Regions from separate parts of the Mus musculus genome. Here region 2 is linked to region 1. The links are chromatin contacts, found by Hi-C or POLR2A ChIA-PET in ENCODE. All regions are on one chromosome and are shown on one strand. The core of a region is the stretch at or near the end of the contact, and the rest is flanking DNA. Distances in the headings are between cores, read along the strand shown. Region 1 overlaps Plekhg1 (pleckstrin homology domain containing, family G (with RhoGef domain) member 1). Region 2 overlaps Plekhg1 (pleckstrin homology domain containing, family G (with RhoGef domain) member 1).

Region 1 (2,967 bases), core at 306-2,805:
TAGCTGCATATGTATCAAAAGATGGCCTAGTCAGCTATCACTGGAAAGAGAGGCCCATTGGACACGCAAACTTTATATGCCCCAGTACAGGGGAACGCCAGGGCCAAAAAGTGGGAGTGGGTGGGTAGGGCAGTGGGGAGGGGGGAGGGTATGGGGGACTTTTGGGATAGCATTGGAAATGTAAATGAGAAAAATACCTAATTAAAAAATATATAAAAGAAAGATAGAAAACTAGAAAAAAATTAAAATTATTTAAAATTTTTATTTTTTAAAGATTTTTTAAAAAAGATTTATTTATTTATTATGTATAAGAGTACACTGTAGTTGTGAGCCTTTACGTGGTTCTTGGGAATTGAATTTAGGACCTCTGCTAGCTCTAGTCAGCCTTGCTCACTCTGGCCCAAAGATTTATTAATTATTATAAGTAAGTACACTGTAGCTGTCTTCAGACACACCAGAAAAGGGCATCATATCCCATTACAGGTGGTTGTGAGCCACCATGTGATTGCTGGGATTTGAACTCAGGACCTTTGGAAAAGCAGTCCTCTTACCCACTGAACCATCTCGCCAACCCATTGGTATTATTATTATTACTATTATTATTATTTTATGTGCATGAATACTTTGCCTGCATGTATGTCTGTGCACCATGAGCTTCCATGATTCCTCAGAAATCAAAAGAGGGTGTCTGACCTTCACTGGACCTGTGCTTATAGGCAGGTGTGAGTTTCCACACGAGTACCAGGAACAGAACCATACCTCTAACCACAGAACTAGCATACCTTTATTCTTTCCCATTTCATTATTTTACAAAAACAATAATGAGTAACAAACTATAAAATGGTATGCATGCACACACACGCACACACACACACACACACACACACACACACACACACACACGTGAAGCAGTTAAAGAAATCTTGGTCTAGATAATCATGCTGCAAAGACACAAAAGGATACTACAGCTCTACAGAGCTCACTGGGACAATTTCTACAAGGTGCTTGAAGGAGCTTAGCCAGTGGCTCCTCCATCCTCTCTCTTCTTTGAGATCATGTTTAAAATGTTAGAACCTGGTTAACATGGCACTAGAGACAAACCACAATGAAGAACAGGCAGTTATTTACATGAAATGTAGCTATGGTGCCTCCTTATGTTTAAATCCATCTTATCCTGCACTCTCTTTAGCTTGGAGATACAAAGGAAACTGGAAACGTCTTTCCTAATTGTCTTGCTTGTATTTCAAGCTCCTACACAGTGGACTTCTATAGTGTTTTTGTGTTCAGCCTCTTCTGTTAGCACTTTGTACCCTGGTCTTTGAATAGAGTGCCTATAGTTTCCCCTTTTCTTGATGGTGGTGGTGGTCTTTTATTTTGGAGAGAGCATCTCCTCCATTTCACAGAAGCCACCACCTGGTACTGTGTTAGGATGCCAGTGACACCAGAATGACCTACATTGATATATTGATTTACAGTGTAGAAGCACACTCCCTTCCACTCAGCTAGTCCTTCCTCCTGTTTTTTCCGAGGGCGTTAAGAGTAGGTGCCAAGTTCTATTTTACAAGCTAGTTGTTTACAAGCTGAATCACACAGGATCCCTTCCTGCAAGGAGCTGCCTCCTTGGCTAGCTGAAACGACAAGTATCAACAAACAGGTCCATGTACATTTCTGGCTAAAAGACCAATACATGATCAGGAGAGAAGGACCCACATATTCAGTACAGAAGGATCACAGGCAAAGGCAGAGGTGGTCCATTCCAGGAACGGATTGTAGCCCTTGGCAGGAGAGAAGATCTTTTTAAAGAGAGACACTTGTGCTACCCTACTGAAAAACAATGGACTCCAAAGGAAAACATTTGTACTGCAATTCCACACTGGGCATGGGGGAGAGGAGAAAGGCTTTGATATTAGCCAGAAGAGGAACTTGTCTCCCAAGAGGGCATCACCCAAAAGCTGGATCAATGACGGGCAGAGACAAACCTTGATCAGGATCATACACACACACACACACACACACACACACACACACACACACACACATGTATGTATGTATGTATGTATGTATGTATGTATGTGGATATATGTGAAGATACATATTTATGAGGATATATAGTGATGTATATTATATATATATATAAGCCATACCTCTAAAACTCCCTGCTGCAAAGCAACTTCCATCAGGCAGCAGTACAGAGGAGCCCTAACTTTTTCTTTTTTGTAACTTTTCCCTTTCCTTTCCCCCATTTCTTTTTCTTTTGGATGCTTGCCCGAAGTCTAAGCATGCTCTCCCAGACACTCTGGCCTTTCCCACCTGCCCTCTGAAGCTCCCACTGCTGCCCTCTCTCTGACACACACACATCTGGCTTCTGCCAGGCCCCTGCCTGTTGACTTCCATTGCACAGATTGCTGGCCTAACTCAAATGGCATGCCTCTCTTCCTCTTCTCTGTCTCCATTTCCCTGGCAGCTGTTGAGATTTACAGCTTGCCTGTTCTGTTTTTCTCCCAACCGCTAATAATATTGTCCTAGAGCTTCCTTCCAAGTCTATTTCTAAGTTCTTTTATTAACAAAACTATCCAGACTACAATCCAAAAGAGGCCACTCCTAATTCCCTAGCAACAGTAGTAGCAACCAGAGGATGCAATGAGATAAATACTCTAGCATTAGTACCAAAAAGGCAACCATAGGGAGTTTGGTTAGACCAGAGTAGCTACATATGGGAGCACGCTACCTGAACCTGAAAGCAGTGGAGGGAGGGACATTTAACAAGTGAGGAGGGGGAGGGGAGGGAGGGCGTCCGAGAGAGGTGTGCTTGGATCACCTGGTCTAGTAATTGCAGGCCTCCAGAGGAGGAAGCCTGGGATCCCCTCCCTTTTTCCACATTTTGTCACTGAGGAGGAATGAGCAGTTCTTCAGCTCCCTACAGGGCACTTTACTGTCCACTGGGCTAGCAGGTGGGTTGAAAGGCAC
Region 2 (3,050 bases), core at 63-2,562, 43 kb before region 1:
CTTTTGCTACGTCATCTCTAATAACTGTTTCCTCTACTCCACAGCAGCATGGTAAAGCCATCCCAGAACATGCACACACCAGCGTTGCCCTGCTTCTCAGGTAGGGTACCAGGGACCATCCTCAACTTCAGATTTCAGGTTTCCCACTGAACCAGCTGACTTCTGCAAGTCTCTTTCCCCTGTTCAGCCTGGAATCATAGTCACTGCAGCTACAGGCTCATGAGTGTGCAATGTTCTCTGTTCCCCAGCTCCACCTGTCCCCTCCCTGCAGAGGAACTCCTGTATGCCATGCTCCCTTAGGGCAGTTGTTAAGTGGTTTGTTATGACGCCATCAAACTGATTCACACAGCAGTCCCACAGCCCCAGTCAGGTCTTTGGCGTCTTCCAGATGGGACCTGAGTCACCTCCAGTGACAGGATCGTCTTCCTTTGCATCGAATCTGACTCTCTCCATTTTCAAGGACAAACCCTCTTCCTGTGTCGTCACTCACAGTAGTGTCTCTGATCCTTTATGATTTCCTAATTCTCCTCAGTTCCCCGCCAGACTCTTTCCAAGGCTCCTCTCTACCATCCCTGTGCTTACGGGCCCCATTCCTTCCACCTCCCTTGACAAACTGCTCTTCTGCATCCTGTTGCATCCTGCCTCTTAGTCTCCCCAGACAACTCAGAAACCTATATTGTGTTTTCCACCCAGATAGTGAGCTTTGCTTTGATGAGTTTTCTCTAAACTGCATCTTTTTGAACTTTGGGGGTGGGGCAGTCGGTACCAGTCTGTTCTCTAATTTCTTTCAACCCATTGCAAAAATCCCAGTTGTCGAACCCACACTCTGCATCTGTTTTGCCCTCTCAAGGTGGAGGTTCTTCTGTCCCCTCCTTCCTCACCAGCTGTCCCTTCCTGCTCTTTACTGGGTTTCTGCTGTTCTCTCTGGTCTTCCAGGTGCCCCTCCCCCAGCAGGTGACTTGCTGAGATTCCTAAGACTCCTCTTTTTTTCCCTAATAATTTTTTTAAAATTCACTTTACATCTCGATCGAAGCCCCTCCCCCTCCCCCTTGCTTCCCCACATTACAAGCCCCTTCCCCCATTACCCCTCCCAGTCTCCTCAGAGCAAGGGGCAACCTTGTTTCCTTTATACATTCTTGTGGGCCTTAGCCCTGTCAAGCCTTAGGGCCTCAGTCACTGCCTCTCCTAATCCTGGGCTGCCAGAACCTGAATTTCCACCTCCATTCACCGGCCAGATGCTCCTCCACTCCCATCTAACCAGTTAGGCCACCTCTGTGAGCCAGTCTGGCTAACTCCCAACCCAGAGGTCTTCCCGCAACTCAAGCACAATGTCAGAGGTGACTTCTGTTCCCTTTGCCTGGGTGACCTGCTTTGCATCTGCGCCTTGTGTTCTGCTCCCTAGACTACTTCCCCAGCCGCATTCCTGCCCCATTTCCTGGTCCTCCTGTCCCAACACCAGCTGTGTTTGGCAAACAGGGTGTCACTTGTGTTTTTGTGACTTTGTTGTCTCAGCCTAGTTCCGCCCTTCCCCCTCCCCAACTTCAGAAGGACATTCCTCACCCTTCAAGAAAGCAGGAGGTATTTTCCTTCCTGCCCTTACTGGCTAGACCTGAACACTTTGTCCTTTTGCCACCCCCCCACCCCACCCCCCCTCCCCGGGGCCACCTGGCTTTCAACGCTATTGTTTCCCCATGGCCGACAAACAGATCTGGGTTAGGCGGGCAGCTGGCTCTCTGCTGGTAAATTCCTTTCCCGCCAAACTGGGCTTGGTTTTCCACTGTTCCCACGGGACCCAACACAGGGGGATGGGGGTAGGGAATGGGGGGTGGCAGTGATTCCCAGTAGTTTAGTTTCTATTCTCTATAAGCTTCCTTATTTTATATATATGTGTGTATCTCCACCCCTAAATCTCTAGTGGGTGCCACTGACTCTCTTTTGTCTATATGTCAATATAACCTCTGAAATGCCTTATTGCAGACTTGGCCAGCCTCCTGACTCAGCCTCCTCAGTGCTGGGATTTCAGGCTCCATTGTGAAGCTAGGCCTTATTTCCTCGTCAGACCCCACACCGCCATGTGTCCCCCCCAAACCCCCGCCTGGGTCCTTTCTACATTATGGTGTGCTGGCTGACGTTTCTCTCTCACCTTAGCTGGGATCTTTGCTGCTGCTGCGTGGTTCTCCAGAATTAATCTCTTCAGGTGCAGAACCCAGAGACGTTTGTCTTGCTGGGATTTGGCCTGCAATGGGAGATTTAAATTGTCAGAAGTGAGGCAACAGAGATGGCGGCTGGGTCCAGCACACCTCTCCCCTTTGGGGACCTCGGAGTAGCCCTGTTACCTGAACTGTGTGCTGAAGCTTGGGGTTCTTGTAGTGGAAGACACTGAAGCTGAGCGGTTCTTTTGGTATGACCTCTACAAGCATGAGGTTGCCACACTGCAGCAGAGAGCACAGTGCATCAGGCACACATGGGACACAAAGAGCCACCCCCAGGCCTTGCATGCCACCCCGTGAAGACCCACCAGGATGTGAGCCTTGTATGTAAACGTGTCATCTCTCTTTTTTGTGATGAGCAGCAGCTGGTCCAGGAGAAAAAGAGTCCTCTCCTTTTTGGCCTTCTGGATGCGGAAGGTTCCTTCAAGCACCAGCTCCCCATAGCTGGTGAGGTCAGGCCCCTCCCAGTTGGTTAGCAAGCTCTGGATCTCCTGGATACAAAGTAAAAAATTCTCAGAAGGAAACACCAGGCAAGCTGCATTGCACACTCAGTGGCCTGTTGTTGGATCTCAAGGATGGGGGCTGGCATATCTGTGTTTATGGGGTGAGGCTATCCGTCGAGGATCACCCAAAAGGAACTGAATTTTTAGTTGCTGAATTGCCAGGGGGTTATTGTCATCCCTGAATGGTCCAGAGTCATAGCCACCAGCGGCAGTGGCTGCAGCTCGACCTTTCAAAGGCTTCACGAGGCAGTCAACATGGAGCGCCATCTTAGACGGGCTCCTCCTCTAACCTGTCTCAGCCTCTCCTTTTTGGATTATAAAACCTCCAATGTCCAAC

Evidence for each region. Hi-C counts contacts between places; a loop is a spot of excess contacts on that map. ChIA-PET counts read pairs that join two places held with the same protein, here RNA polymerase II (POLR2A).
Region 2: POLR2A ChIA-PET joins it to region 1 with 64 read pairs in embryonic stem cell. The contact joins two enhancer-like sites. A Hi-C loop is called at or near these places in 2 of 37 maps with a recorded cell type or tissue (both heart). POLR2A ChIA-PET finds 5 or more read pairs at or near these places in 4 of 5 experiments (Patski and embryonic stem cell).

Annotation. Positions count from the first base shown.
Region 1 is chr10:3,896,831-3,899,797 of GRCm38, reverse strand. The region is part of intron 3 of Plekhg1 (pleckstrin homology domain containing, family G (with RhoGef domain) member 1); the gene reads right to left. Among named protein-coding and RNA genes, the nearest start is that of Mthfd1l, 75 kb to the left of the region's middle. Within about 2 kb of position 1,555, at least 1 of the 3 ENCODE cell types and tissues checked has a DNase peak (open chromatin) inside an H3K27ac peak, as active enhancers do.
Region 2 is chr10:3,939,820-3,942,869 of GRCm38, reverse strand. Plekhg1 (pleckstrin homology domain containing, family G (with RhoGef domain) member 1) reads right to left here. Exons shown (of 17, transcript NM_001159942.1): 9 at 2,519-2,701; 10 at 2,337-2,432; 11 at 2,144-2,236. Among named protein-coding and RNA genes, the nearest start is that of Mthfd1l, 32 kb to the left of the region's middle. Within about 2 kb of position 1,312, at least 2 of the 3 ENCODE cell types and tissues checked have a DNase peak (open chromatin) inside an H3K27ac peak, as active enhancers do.